Regions from separate parts of the Homo sapiens genome. Here region 2 is linked to region 1. A link is a contact called in ENCODE Hi-C or POLR2A ChIA-PET data. All regions are on one chromosome and are shown on one strand. Each heading gives the region's core, a stretch centred on a gene start or an enhancer-like site at or near the end of the contact. The rest is flanking DNA. Distances are from core to core; before and after follow the strand shown. Region 1 holds the start of DCDC2 (doublecortin domain containing 2). Region 2 holds the start of KIAA0319.

The links. Hi-C counts contacts between places; a loop is a spot of excess contacts on that map. ChIA-PET counts read pairs that join two places held with the same protein, here RNA polymerase II (POLR2A). Pooled maps may share reads with other maps.
Region 2: a loop to region 1 is called in a pooled map, with 2.2 times the contacts of the local background. The contact joins the promoter of KIAA0319 here to the promoter of DCDC2 in region 1. A Hi-C loop is called at or near these places in 1 of 50 pooled maps. POLR2A ChIA-PET finds 5 or more read pairs at or near these places in 2 of 52 experiments (WTC11 and activated naive CD4-positive, alpha-beta T cell).

The regions. Positions count from the first base shown.
Region 1 is chr6:24,353,712-24,361,221 of GRCh38, reverse strand. It overlaps DCDC2 (doublecortin domain containing 2), which reads left to right and starts at 3,163. Exons shown (of 10, transcript NM_016356.5): 1 at 3,163-3,764. The coding sequence starts at 3,472. KAAG1 (kidney associated DCDC2 antisense RNA 1) reads right to left here and starts at 4,319. Exons shown (of 1, transcript NR_174942.1): 1 at 2,937-4,319. RefSeq lists enhancers at 927-1,016, 850-1,438 and a silencer at 1,157-1,306.
Region 2 is chr6:24,642,901-24,650,410 of GRCh38, reverse strand. KIAA0319 reads left to right here and starts at 4,220. Exons shown (of 21, transcript NM_014809.4): 1 at 4,220-4,675. It overlaps TDP2 (tyrosyl-DNA phosphodiesterase 2), which reads left to right. Exons shown (of 7, transcript NM_016614.3): 7 at 1-432. RefSeq lists a silencer at 4,166-4,375.

The sequences.
Region 1 (7,510 bases), core at 1,914-4,413:
TCATTTAACTCCTACTTATATGTGAGAACATGCGGGTATTTGGTTTTTTGTTCCTGCGTTTGAAAACTGTTAACTTTCAAAGCATTAATGTATTACATGGCTTTAATAAAAATATTTCTTCAGAACAGAAATCTCGAAGGAAAAAAAAAGTTTCTCTCCAGATTGCAATGTCCCACACATTCATCTTTCACAGTGATATGACTGGTTATGGAGCTTGTGGAATAAGACAGAACTGGGTTTGAACTCTCTCTCTCTCTTTCGTTTTCTAATCCTTAGAATGGGTTTGAATTCCTGTGTGTGTGACCTGAGGTAAATGTCTTTGATTTCTCTACCCTTCAGTTTCCTCATCTGAGGAAAGAATAATATTTACCTCTGAAGGTTATTGTGAATATTAGATAATCTACATAAAGTGCCTTACATAATGCCTGGTCCATGGTTATAGTGTTCAATTAATGGCAGTTCTTTTTATTCGTACATGATGAGTTAGGAACACCCAGTAATTTGGACATGACACATGGTAGAAAAGTCTTAGGAGGAATGAAGGAAACACTGGCAGAGATGAGCTGCAAAATTTCAACTCTTTAAACATTTTCCTGGTGCCACAATATGTATGTCCCAGACTGGACTGGACAAAGCGACTCTTTACTGGGGCTGTTACTATTCTCACAACTCCTCTCCCTGTTATTCCTCAGACAGAGCTAACAATCTACACAAATAGCACAGATGTGGGCTCTTGGACAGCCAGTCAGACATTTAGCCTTCTTGCGGCAGTGAAAAAATCCTTTCCCTGGCGTAAAGCTTGGCACAGGGTAGGCACTCAAAATTTTGTAGGTTTTCCTTTTCACCGCCGTGGCCCCAACTAGCACAGGGCCTTGCACACAGCAGGCGTCCATTTACTGAATGAGCGCATGATGAATGAGCGCATGATCATGTCACCTGTTTCTCCCTCTTCCTCCAAACCCCTGTTCTTCCGCCTCTGCCCCACGCAGCCAGCATATCCCAAGGAGCCAGGCGCAAGCCAGGCCTGGTTCACTGACTCGCTCCCCGCGCGAGGCTGCGGTTGCTATGGAAACAGCGGGAAATAACAACTCCGTTCCCCTTGGGTGAGAGAGGCCCGCAGAGGTAACAGCAGCTGGAGGAACAGCGTGAGCGGCGCGCAGCCGCCGCAGAGTTCACCACTGTGCCACCCGAGCCGCACCGCCCCGCCCCCGCGCGGCCGGCGCCCGAGCTCCCCTCCCCTCTCCAGCACGCGAGTGTCGGTAGGTACTACGGCGGAGGGCACCTCCTGGGCCCGCCTCCCCAACCAGGGCCCCGCTTGCGCGCTGCCTGCTGTCTTCACGTGATGCGCACCCGAGCTTCGCCGCCAGGCGGCGCTGATCATCGGGGAGGGGGTTAGGGGTCCTAGACACGCGAGTCTTCGCTCTGTTTCTCATTCATTCATTCATTCACTTAAATGTTATTTTTCCCTTCCTTCCTTCCCTCCCTCCTTCCGGGATGGGGTCTTGCTGTGCTGCTCAGGTTGGTCTCAAACTCCCGGGCTCAAGTGAGCCTCCTGCCTCAGTTTCCCAAAGTGCTGGGGTTACAGGCATGAGTCACGGTACCCGGATTCTCTCTTTCTCTCTCTGAATATATATAATATATATAAAATATATATATAAAAATATATAATATATATAAAATATATAAAAAATATATATAAAATATATATAATATATAAAATATATATAATATATTATATATAAAATATATATTATATAGTATATATAAATATATATACTATATAGTATATATAAATATATATAATATATAATATATAAAATATATATAATATATAATATATAAAATATATATAATATATAATATACATAAAATATATATAATATATAATATATATAAAAATATAAAATATATAATATATATAAAAAATATAAAATATATAATATATATAAAATATAAAATATATATTATATATAATATATAAAATATATAAAATATATAAAATATATAATATATAAAATATATATAATATATAAAATATATAAAATATATATAAAATATATAAAATATATAAAATATATAATATATATAAAATATATAATATATATAATATATAATATATAAAATATATAATATATAAAAATATATGATATATAATATATATGATATATAAAATATATAATATATATAAAATATAAAATATAAAATATATAATATATAAAATATATAATATATAATATATAATGTATAAAATATATAATATATAATATATAATATATAATATATAAAATATATAATATATAATATATATAATATATAATATATTATATATATAAATATATATAATACATATATATTATATATATTATATATAATATATAAATATATATATAAATATAATATATATATTTATATATAATATATAAAATATATATTTTATATATTATATATAAAAATATATAATATATAAATAAATAAATAAAATATATATAAAATAAAATATATAAAATATATATATAAAAAAAATATATATTTTATTTTCTAAGACAGGGTCTTGCTGTGTCGCCCAGGCTGGAGTGCAGTGGCAAAATCATAGGTTACTGCAGCCTCGACCTCCTGGGCTCAAACAATCCTCCCGCCTCAGCCTCCGAGATAGCTGGGTCCACAGGCGAATACCCTGCCCACCTACTTTTTTTTTTTTTTTTTTTTTTTAATTGTAGAGACCGGGTCAGGCTGGTCTCAAACTCCTTGCCTCAGGGGATCACAGGCGCGTTATAGAGACGGGGGCTTTCCCTGTGTTTCCCAGGCTGGTCTAGAACTCCTGGTCTTAGGCAGCCCTCCCGCCTGGGCCCCTCAAAGTACTGGAATTTGCAGGCGTAAGCCACCGCATCTGGCTTTGCACATTTATCTTCCAGCAAAGAAAAACCTGGGCAACTACATCCAGGAACTTAATTGCTTTAATTTGGGAGCAAGCAGGAGATTGAGGGGTAAAGGTGCAAGAAGAGAGAAAAGAAAAATTAGGCTGTTTGGAAAGGGTAGCACAGATATGATGTAAGAAATTGGGTTTCACCATATTTGTGTGTGTGTGTGTGTGTGCGTCCTCCTCTCTCCTGCCCTCACTAGGCGTGCCTGTTTGAAGGCCCCGCGCGTTTCCGGCTCCTGCTCAGAAGCTGTCCACCTTGATTCTGCCCGTAGCAGGTGAACCTGGTGTGGTGCGCGCACTGCGGGTCCTGATTGGCTGTGCACGCCACGGTGAAAAACTTGAGCGTCTACTCCGAGTCCTGCAAGCTCCTAGTGTCTCCTCTGGGTGGACGCCTAGGCGCACGGCCGTTACTTCTCTTTCACCTGTGGATTCGTCAGTTTCTCGTTCGTTTCAGGAGGCGATCCCGCGCCCTGGGTGCGGTGAGGCCGCTGGGACAGCGGAGGTGCCTCCCGACGCGAAGCAGCGAGCTGAGGCGGCGGCCAGCGGGGAAGATGAGCGGCAGCAGCGCCAGGTCCAGCCACCTGTCTCAGCCCGTCGTGAAGAGCGTGCTTGTGTACCGCAACGGGGACCCCTTCTACGCGGGGCGCCGCGTCGTCATCCATGAGAAGAAGGTGTCCAGCTTCGAAGTCTTCCTGAAGGAGGTGACCGGCGGCGTTCAGGCACCCTTTGGGGCCGTCAGGAACATCTACACCCCGCGGACTGGCCACCGAATCCGGAAGCTAGACCAGATCCAGAGCGGGGGCAATTACGTGGCTGGAGGCCAGGAAGCCTTCAAGAAACTCAAGTGAGTCGGTCTCCCCCACCGCCCACCCATTTAGGTGCCCTATAGTGTGGGGTTGATATGAAGAAATGCAGATCCCTACCCCCCCACACCTCAGTGGTTGAGGGGCTGTGACTTCTCGGTGTGATTGATGCCCCTCAAAACTCTCGTTGCAGTTGGGGGGTAGAGGTTGACACTGTGACTGGAGAAGGAATTTCACTTGGGTCAGCAGTAGGAGTAAACTTAAAATCTGTGTATAAACAACAGGAATCTTAAAGAAAATAAAAAGGTATCCTTGCAAAGGTTAGTGACCAAACTGATACTTTTGCGTTTTCTGTTCAGTTTTTTCTTTCCTTTTCCTTATTTTTTTTCCTTGGAAATCCATCCTTTTAATTTAAATAAACATTCTTAAAAATCACTTCCAAGTGTTGGACACTATATTGTCACCAGAGGAGAAAATTGCTCTGCATTTCCCGTACTGTTTAAATTATTTCAACCTTTCATTCCAAGTAGAATTGACAACACTCACTTTTGTGACCCTGCTCCCACCCCCTGCATGTTTATGCTGTTAGCATAATGCAGGAAGAGTTTACTGGCTGACTGTATTTGTCGACTGTCTGTCTCCAGCAACGTGATTAGACCTTCAAGGGCAGGGGTCCTTATTCCCAGCTCTTGAGCTCACTCATAGTGAGTGTTCAGTGAATTAAGAAACCGTCAGTTCAGGGAACAAAGATGAGCAAGGCATGATTCCTTGTCTTTAGGAGCTTTCAGTCTAACTGGACTACCTGCACACTAACAATTTTAATGCAAGCTACAAAGGGATATGTGCATAGAAAAATAAAGTTATGTGGGAATTGTGAGTTGAGAGTTGGTTGGGGTGGTCATTATAGGACAGGTAGAATTTTACATTCCATTTTTTTTTTACAGCTTTATTGAGATAGATTTCTCATGGCATGAAGTCCAACCATTTCATTGGCTTTCAGTGTATTCAGAGTTGTGCAACCATCACCACCAACTAATTGTAGTTCATTTCCACCCCTCCCGCCAAAACATTTGTACCTCCCAGTTTCCTCTGTCCCCTGTCATCTGGAAACCACTAATCTATTTTCTGAATCTATGGATTTGTCTATTCTGGACATATCATATAAATGGAATCATACGGTATATGGTCTTTATGTCTGGCTTATTTCACTTACTGTAACATTTTCAAGGTTCATCCATGTTGTATCATACATCAATACTTCATTCTTTTTATTGTTGAATAACATTCCATGATTTGGGTATATTACCTTTTATATCCATGCTTATCCATTTATCAGTTTGATGTATATTTGGGTTGTTTCACATTTTAACTATTATGAATAATGCATCTATGAATATTTGTGTACAAGTTTTCATTTCTCTTTGGTGTATACCTAAGAGTGAAATTGCTGGATCACATGGTAACTCTGTATTCCATAGTTTAATAGAACATTTTAATTGAAATTCATCTTGGGCCCCAGGATAGAAAAAAGCCTTGACCATAAATCTAAGCTTATGAATTCATAAGCATTATTGGATTCTTAATAATTAAAATTCAAATAAAGTCTTATAACTACATAGAAATATTTTTCAAAATATCACTAAAATTCTTGAATGTAATCCTTCTTCTCCTATATTTGTTTAAATTGAGTTCTAGGTATTCTATTATACTTTTTGTTACGTCAGACATTCTTTTCATGGAAAGTGAGGGATATATTTGGATTTATTTTTCCCTCCCCTGAAGCTTCTTAAGCATGCTTTGTTAAACTTCGTAAAAAAGGGCTAAATGAAATTGCATGCTTAAAGGAAACTTAAAACCAGGAGACTGAAGACTGAGTTGCTCATCAGCTCTGTGTCCTTGGGCAAGTCGCTTGACTCAGCTAATCAGTTTCTTAATACAGAAAAGGTGCATAATCATTTGTACCACACAGGGCTGTGATAAAAAGTAAATGCTATAGATGTGTGTTTTGTAAACACCAAAGTGTTACATAAATATAAGACACCTCTATGACCAGTTCCTTTTGTTACATACTTTATTTTTTATTAAATATTTCCGTCTAAAGCAATTTCGTGGAAATGAAAGTCTGGTTCAGAATCTCTGAACGGCTGAAAATTGTAGACTCACTTTTATAGTTCATGTTCTTTTGTTTATTTGATCCTACCAACTCACAAGATTAAAAAAAAAAGGTACAGTTCCACACCAAATAAAAAAGTGTACTCAAGTCTCTCTAAGAGATTTGCATGTTATTTTTGCTTTCAGTTCATACACAAAAAACTGAATTTGTTATAACAGTGTCCATGGTTAGGTTTCCATGCTGACAGATGACTATTTTATTTGTGTTAAAGAAGTAGTATCTACGGTTATAATGATAGAAGCCAAGAATACTTGAATGTTGAATATATTTGAAACTTAGCACTTATAAGTTTATGTAAAGAATGGAGAAACTGTCAGAACAAAAGAAAGCCCAAACGATATTGAGGACAATTCGTGGGCTTTCATTTAGACCCTAAATGTTGGGAAAGACAGCAACATCTTTTTCAAATGGAACTGATCAAATCGCTGCTTGAATTGCTTTCACTTAGATTTTTCTAATATTTTTGAAACGATAACTAAACATCAGGTAGCTATTAAACCCTTATTTATTTCAAATGTGAGACCATACATTCACAACCTTTATTTTACAGCAGAGGATTCTAGAGAGTATTTCCCCCAAAACTTTCCCTGTGCATTGTTGGAAGTTGACTCTGCAGCATTAATCTTGTGGATCTGAAACCACTTTCCTGCACATGACAGAATATTTTGGTATTATTTCAAAACTCAGCCCCTGCAGGTCCACAAAAGACCCATTTTATTGCTAAGACGGAGTGTTTGCACTGTTTTAAAAATATGACTACTTTTATATAGGGGCATTGTATGACAATTTCCAGAGATATGAATTAACTAAAGTATTTTATCCAAAAAGGCAAACAGCAACAATAAAAACATTTCAATAGCCAAAATTAATTCTAACATAAGCTTTTTTTGGGACAAGTTGGCAATTGTAGTAGTTGGGGTAAAGGATTGATCTATCATTATAAATTATATGTTAGATTTATACTTTTTAATATTAAAATGTTTATTTAGCACATTTTATGTATGAAGCACAGTTTAGGGACCATTTAAAACTGGAACCACATCACAGTGATATTACACGTGAAGTTGACAAAGGTATACAGTTTTCAGGTTGTGCTTATGTAACAGCTAAAGAATGATCACTGTTAGTATCTAGAGCAAATAGTAATGGAATAATAGGGGTCTCCAGAGGTTAACTAGTCCACCCATCTGTTTCTTAGCTGAACCAATTACCAAAGTCATCCCACATGAGTGAGTGTTTTTGTATCATTAAGGTGCTCTCATAGAGACAATAATTTCTCAGCCTTTCCCAGTTGTTACCCTAATGCACGCTATCAGTACTTCCTTTGACCTAAAGCCTGTATTTAATGGAACAGTTAAGCAGCTTTGCACATAAGCCACTCTTTTAAAAAATCAAATCTGTAAGAATATAGTGTATATAGTAAGCAGCTAACTATTAAGAGGGAAAAATGTTCTCTAATAGATGTATGTATTTCTAAGACTTTCCTTCTCTTGAAGTTTAGGGTAGACATATGTCAGCTCTGGTTGGTGACACTGCAAACAGTTTTTACTATTGTAATTGCTTTTCATTAGTAGCTATTTGTTTTTGCTTTAAGGTTGAGAATTTCCTATGAGT
Region 2 (7,510 bases), core at 2,971-5,470, 290 kb before region 1:
ATTGAGTTCTTGGGACTGGATCCTTTATTTCATAAGTTCAGATCATCTTAAATGAAAATGCCATGATTATCTGCAGTTAAGTAGATGACAGCTATTCTACATCAGACTTGATTTTTGTCAGCTAATTACATAATTGGTAAGCTATAATTGAAACCTTATGGCTTAAAATTCCTTAACTCCTTTTTGATTCATGTTTGTAGTCATGTTGTCAACAGAGGCAAAGTTAAGCTTGATGATGGTTAAAATCGGTTTGATAGCACCATGGGACATTTTTCTAACAAAAATAAATGCATGAAGAGACATAGCCTTTTAGTTTTGCTAATTGTGAAATGGAAATGCTTTACAGGAAGTAAATGCAAATTACTTTTAAGTGTGCTTTAAAGAAAAATATTTTCCCCACAAGAGAAATTTAAATAAAGAATTTTATTTGTTTATGGTTTGTTTTAGTATGTTTTTGTGTCCATGATGAGATTAAATTTTTTATCTGCTTCCTGCTTCTGGCTCTACTGCTGCTTCTTCCTCTTTGTGTAGAAGAAAACAGATTTCCATTTGCTTCTCACTCCACCAAGAATTACCAAGAATATATCTGCTTCCTTTGTCTGAAAAAAAGCCAGCGAGAATAATTAGAAGTAATAGAATCTTATTTATATCAGGAGTGCCAAAATTTAAACACCTAAAAAAAGATATTTATATATAATATTCCCTTTGTAGTGACAACGAAAAAGTTTAAATGTTAATCATAATTTTAATCATTAAAAATAAAAAATGAGGGCCGGGTGCAGTGGCTCACACCTGTAATCCCAGCACTTTGGGAGGCTGAGGCGGGTGGATCACGAGGTCAGGAGATCGAGACCATCCTGGCTAACACGGTGAAACCCTGTCTCTACTAAAAATACAAAAAATTAGCCGGACGTGATGGCGAGTGCTTGTAGTCCCAGCTACTCAGGAGGCTGAGGCAGGAGAATGGCACGAACCCAGGAAGCAGAACTTGCAGTGAGCCAAGATCGTGCCACTGCACTCCAGCCTGGGCAACAGAGTGAGACTCCATCTCAAAAATAAAATAAAAAATGAGAATAGATGTTAATAGTAGAGTAGCATACATCATAGAGGTAATACAATAGTACATTTCTGTGGGAAAAGGGTTATTCTGGCATAAATTGCTTTCATTTAGAAGAGCTAAGTTAGAACTTCAGATCACATTGCAAAACATAGATGGGTGAAAGTCTAAATTCTTAAAAAAAAAATACAGTGTAGTATACTAGATTAAATAAAGGATTATCGGCTGGGTGCAGTGGCTCATGCCTGTAATCCCAGCACTTTGGGAGGCCGAGGCAGGTGGATCACCTGAGGTCAGAAGTTCAAGACTCGTCTAGCCAACATGGTGAAACCCCATCTCTACTAAAAATACAAAAATTAGCCAGGCGTGGTGACACGTGCCTGTAATCCAAGCTACTCAGGAGGCTGAGGCAGGAGAATCACTTGACCCTGGGAGGCGGAGGTTGCAGTAAGCCGAGATCGTGCCACTGCACTCCAGCCTGGGCGACAGAGCAAGACTGTCTCAAAAAAAACCACTTTTAGTCTGCTTTCATGAGCAATAGTTATCAATGAATTAACCTACTAATTTGCTATATCTTGAGTTTTTTACTTGGAATTTTTCAAAGTTTTTCCAGTGTAGTAGCTTTGCTTGCCTTACCTTCCTGCTTAGTGAAATTCCAACATAGAATCTTCTGGGTTTTTTTTTTTTTTTTTTTCAGTCTCAACCTCCTGGGCACAAGTGATCCTCTAGCCTCAGACTCTTGGGTAGCTGGGATTACAGGTGTGCACCACACACCCAGCTACTTTTTATTTGTTTTTGTTTTTTGTACAGAGAGGATCTTGCTATGTTGCCCAGGCTGGCCTCGAACTCCGGGGCTCACTCAATCCTCCTGCCTCGCCCACAAAGTGCTGGGATTATAGGCATGAGCCACTGTACGTGGCCTAAAGTCTTGTATTTCAATGAGGCAGCACTGTCATTACGCTAAGCACCATTTTTACCACTGATGTGGAATGTACTTTAACCTTCCTAAACCTCAGTTTTACCCACCCTCAAAATAAGTTATCTTTTATTGTACAAATGTCCCAACCAAAAGCATAAGCAAGAGCAGACAAAGTTAATTATACTAAGGATACATCATTTTATCCTTACTACCTCTTGCAGTGTCTGGCATATAGTAGGAGCTCAATGGATGTCCACTGAATGCTGAAAAGAAGTGAAAGGTAGTAGCCTCACATCTGTGTCCTAAAGAAGGAGACTAACATTTTCATACAATACCAAAATAGATATATTCATTAAAAATGAAAATAGATATTCATTACAGTGTCTCTGAGTTAAAAAGATGGTATAGTTAAACATTCTGGGCTAAGCCTGTGTGTGTGTGTATGTGCTAAAAATATGTTTCTTTAAAGGCTAATCAGCCAAGGATCGTTGGGGACAAAATCAGATTCATTGGCTTGATGCATTGAAAGAGTACCTGTGGAATGCCATGTGAGCACAGAAAGGAGGAAGTGTCTTTTGTAAAGATTTGGCTTCCTATTAAAGGATTCCAGGGAGAGTCTTGGAATCAGAGCTGGGATCCAGTTGGTTGCTGTTTCTGAGGCAGATTGAGAGAAAGGGGGATTAATGAGGGATTGGGTGCTGTCAGGAGGTGAAGGGAGTTTAGCAATTGGGTATCCCCAGTTATGGATGGGAATAGTAAAGCAAAGGTAGAAAGTAGTAGTCATTCAAAAATGGAACACAAGGAGTTGTGTTGTTTTGTACCTGCTGCGTGACTTCAGAGGAAACAACATTGCCTGTTAATTTTGCTTCTGACTTTGTCCTCTCAGCCTGATCATTGATCATTGGCAGTACTAACTTTTCCAAGTCCAAGCTGATTTTCACTCTTTGAGTCCTGGACAGGTTTTTACTCTTTAGTTTTTATTTATTTATTTATTTATTTATTTATTTATTTATTTATTTATTTATTTATTTTGAGACGGAGTCTTGCTCTGTCGCCCAGGCTGGAGTGCAGTGGCACGATCTCGGCTCACTGCAACCTCCGCCTCCTGGATTCAAGCGATTCTCCTGCCTCAGCCTCTCAAGTAGCTGGAACTACAGGCGCGGGCCACCACTCCCGGTTAATTTTTTGTATTTTTAGTAGAGACGGGGGTTTCACCGTGTTAGCCAGAATGGTCTCGATCTCCTGACCTCGTGATCCGCCCGCCTCGGCCTGCCAAAGTGCTAGGATTACAGGCGTGAGCCACCGCACCCAGCTGGTTTTTACTCTTTAAATGTGCATTATCTTATTTGATTCCCAGAATCATCCTATATGAATGCTATTATCTTCATTTTATAATTGAGGAAACAGGTTTATCTAGATTAGGTAACTTGTCTGAGGCTCTTCGGTAAATACGAGTAGCCAAGAAGCTTATTCATCAACAGTGTGTGACTCAGCCCTAAGCACTGCACTTATACCTCCTAGTAATGAGATGTGCGAGGAATGCCCTGGCTACCTTTTCTGCTCATGATATTATCCCTAGATGCTTTCGCATCTTTATTAAAACAGTAAAAATGCAAGAGTCTTCCACCCAAGTTTTCTGTGGTTTAGATTATCACGTTCCTCAAGATGCAAATGTCAAACTATACTGGGCATCCAGTTAACCTGCAAGGCCTGGAGGTGATGGGAGCCCCTCCTAGCACAGGTTCCCAGTCTCAGTCAGAAAGCACCTGCTCAAAATAGAAAGATAATTACAGAGTAGGGGCCAAAGAGACTCCCACTGGAAGAATGGAACTTGTGTAGCTGGGGTGACACAAGCTGGGGACAAGCTGGGGGACACATTCGCGAAGGGTGTTTGACCCAGGCAGTGCACCCACGGCTCCCTTGAGCCACCCTGGCCCGGGTGTTTATTTGGAAGGAGTGTTCATCCCCCAGACTGTTTAGGGCCACGGTGACAGGGAAGGGCTTGGTGAAGGAAAGCAGGTAGGGTATGAAGGCCGCTCAGGTTCACGAAAGACTTTTGCTTGGTCCCCTGCGGGGTGGGAGTGTGTCGCCCCGGTGCGGGTACTTAGAGCGCAACCGGGGAGCTGAGCAGGGGAGCTGAGCAGGGGAGCTGGGCAGGGGCGGCTGCCGCGCCCCACATCCCTGAGGGCGTGTGTGCGCGTGCGCGCGCGTCGCCGTGGTAACCGCGGCGGCGGAAAGGCGCTGAATCACTGGCGCGCGCTTTCCCCGAGCCTGCAGAAGCTGCCGCGGGCGGTGGGCGGGGATCCCCCGGGGGTGCAACCTTGCTCCACCTGTGCTGCCCTCGGCGGGCCTGGCTGGCCCCGCGCAGAGCGGCGGCGGCGCTCGCTGTCACTGCCGGAGGTGAGAGCGCAGCAGTAGCTTCAGCCTGTCTTGGGCTTGGTCCAGATTCGCTCCTCTGGGGCTACGTCCCGGGGAAGAGGAAGCGAGGATTTTGCTGGGGTGGGGCTGTACCTCTTAACAGCAGGTGCGCGCGCGAGGGTGTGAACGTGTGTGTGTGTGTGTGTGTGTGTGTGTGTGTGTGTGTGTGTGTGTGTAAGACCTGCGATGACGACGAGGAGGAACAAGTGGGACGGCGAGTGATGCTCAGGGCCAGCAGCAACGCATGGGGCGAGCTTCAGTGTCGCCAGCAGTGACCACAGGTACGGTATCTACTTCCCAGAGCGCCTGGCCGAGAAATAGGAAAGAGGGCAGCCAGTAGGCAGGCCAATACCCAACAAAAGTAGAATCGAGACGCCCTGAGTTCAGAAGGTGAGTTTCTTAAGATTCTTCTGGGCATTCAGGAAAGGGCATTTTTTGATTGCTGCACTGATTGTTGACTAGTAGGGTGGAGTCGGGGAAATTTGAGTGTCTTTTCCCAACCTCACGAATTGCATTTTTTTAGAAGTAAGGAATCGTTTTCTTTAAACTTCATTCAGAACTATTTATGTGATCTTTCCTATTATTTGCTAAATGCATTTTGTCTCTGTTCCTTACCATAACCTGAAGCTTAAAATCTTTCTCTTCTTCCCTTTGAATTCCCTCCAAGGAATGTCACAAATTAATCGGGAGGATAAACCTGAAATTTTGAGAGTTATCATCTTAAGGTCATTTGTTAATTAAATACAAGGAGGAAAAATATGATATACATACTCATGTGCACTTTTATTGCTGGTTTGTTCATCAAAACATTTTTGTTTGTCGGTGAAATGTTAGTATTTTTTCCACTGCTTGAATTGAAAAGTTGAATGATGTTTTTGATAGTAACAGAAAAAATAAATTGTAGACAATGTTCCCCCCCACACACAAGAATTTTGGAAGTAAATGTTGGTATTTATTTCTTTATTCCTGAAATACATGCTCACTTTCCAAATGCTTCAATTTATTATAAGAAGACCACAATTGTAGAGACTACTAAAGTTATGCCAAATCTAAACTTTTATTTTGTGCTTTTTTTAGTATTATTTTTAATTCAGATGAGGAAAACTGGAGGTGTCAGTTCAGTTATAGACGTAGGAGTCACAGAGAAAGGTGAATTCCTCTGTAATTTGAAAAAGGGAAATGTAAACATATTACCTAAGTACTCTGATTTATTTGTATTAACCATTTGTAATGCATTTGCATTTGTAATGCAAAATGCCGAGGCAAGAACTTAATTTTTGTTTCGAAATAATGAAAATAATTCAGCCAAAATCTTTATGAATTAAAAATAGCCAAAAGAGAGCTTTGGTAATGTATGAATGTAAAAGAATAGAGTTGCTGTTAAATTTTCTTGACTTTTTTTTTTTCCCTAGCCAATAGATAGGAAGCATTCTCTTTAAATAAATACAGTAAGTCCTCACTTAACATTCTTGATACGTTCTTGGAAACTGTGAACCTTTAAGCACAACGAGGTATAAGGAAACCAATTTTACCACAGGCTAATTGATATAAACAAGAGTTAAGTTCCTACAGCATATTTCTGGTCATAAAAAAATCACCAAACTTCTAAATAAAGACCACAACACTTCTAATATTAAACATAGAAATAAATGGGATCTATACATACAGTTAAGAAGGATTAGTAAAAACAAGATCATTATTTACCCAATTATTACAGTTCAAGGTCATGGGTAGCCAGAGTCTCCCTGGTTCAGAGTGGGAACCCCCCCCTCTCCCCTGTCCAGGAAGCTATCCCATCACAGGGTGCACTTTCACAGACACACCCACTCACTCAGACGGGGACCATGTAGACATATGCACAGCTTTGGGATGTGAAGGAAACCGAAGCCCAGAGAAAACCCACGCAGACATGAGGAGAATGAGCAGACTCCACATAGACAGTGGCCCTGGCCAGGAATTTTTTTGTCACCAACGTTGAATGAAACTATGTTATTGAGGCACTGCTGTATGTAGAGCCAGGTATGCCCGTTTCTGGAACGGAGTGCTGCAGATTGCCAGGTCAGAGGGTGTGGGTTTGGGCGTGGCTCTGCCACTTAGTGGCTGTCTCACATTTGGCAAATTCTCTAAACCCTCTAAGGCTCAGTTTCCTCACCTGTAAAATAGAGATAACAATGGGACCTACTTAACGAAATTCCTGTAAGAATTAAATACAATAATATGTTTAAGAGATCTTTGCTCATTGCCTGGCATGTTTTAATAGTAACGCTTCAATAAGTGTTGTTATTTTTGAGATGTGTTCTTTTTCAGGAAATATTTTTCATACCTTAAAAATAATTTGGTACTAAAAAATAGATTTATTTTGACATGTCCAAAGCTTGTTCTGATTTATGATATCAAATCATCATAAAATGCATAAATTTTTCCTTGCAGCACCTTTATAACAGCAACAATAATAAATATAATAATCAAAATCATAAAATCATGTCAATTTAATATTCTGGTAGCTTAATACCCCCAAGGAAGGAGCTTTGCTTTAGTAGGCCTAGAATAATTGGTAGGTTATTTTTCTATTTGTTTTTAAAATTTTTTTTATAGATTTAGAGTGTACAAGTGCAGTTTTGTTATGTGGATATATTGTGTAGTGTCAAAGTCTGGGCTTTTAGTGTACCCATTACCCGAATAGTGTAGGTTATTTTTCTATTTGTCTTTAAAAATCTGTACCTTTAGACACTATTCATGTGAATTCAATAATAAGAAAATATTTTCTCATTTATTTGTATTAAACAATAAAAATGGTTGAGCCAGAGTAACATCTGGCATCATCATTTTGCAGGGTCTTTTAACAGTAGGTGTTTAAGTTTTAAAGTAGAGCTGCTTAAATGACACCAGTAGGTAAAGATAATAGTGTTCAAGTTTTAGTTATTTTTCCTTCTAAATAATATTGTAGAATTATCCTGCCTGCCAACTTGCTGGTCATTCTTTTCCTTAAGTTCAAAAAAGCAAAGGAGGCTGGGAACGCGGTGGCTCATGCCTATAATCCCAGCACTTTGGGAGTCCGAAATGGACGGATCACCTGAGGTCAGGAGTTCGAGACCAGCCTGGCCAACATGGTGAAA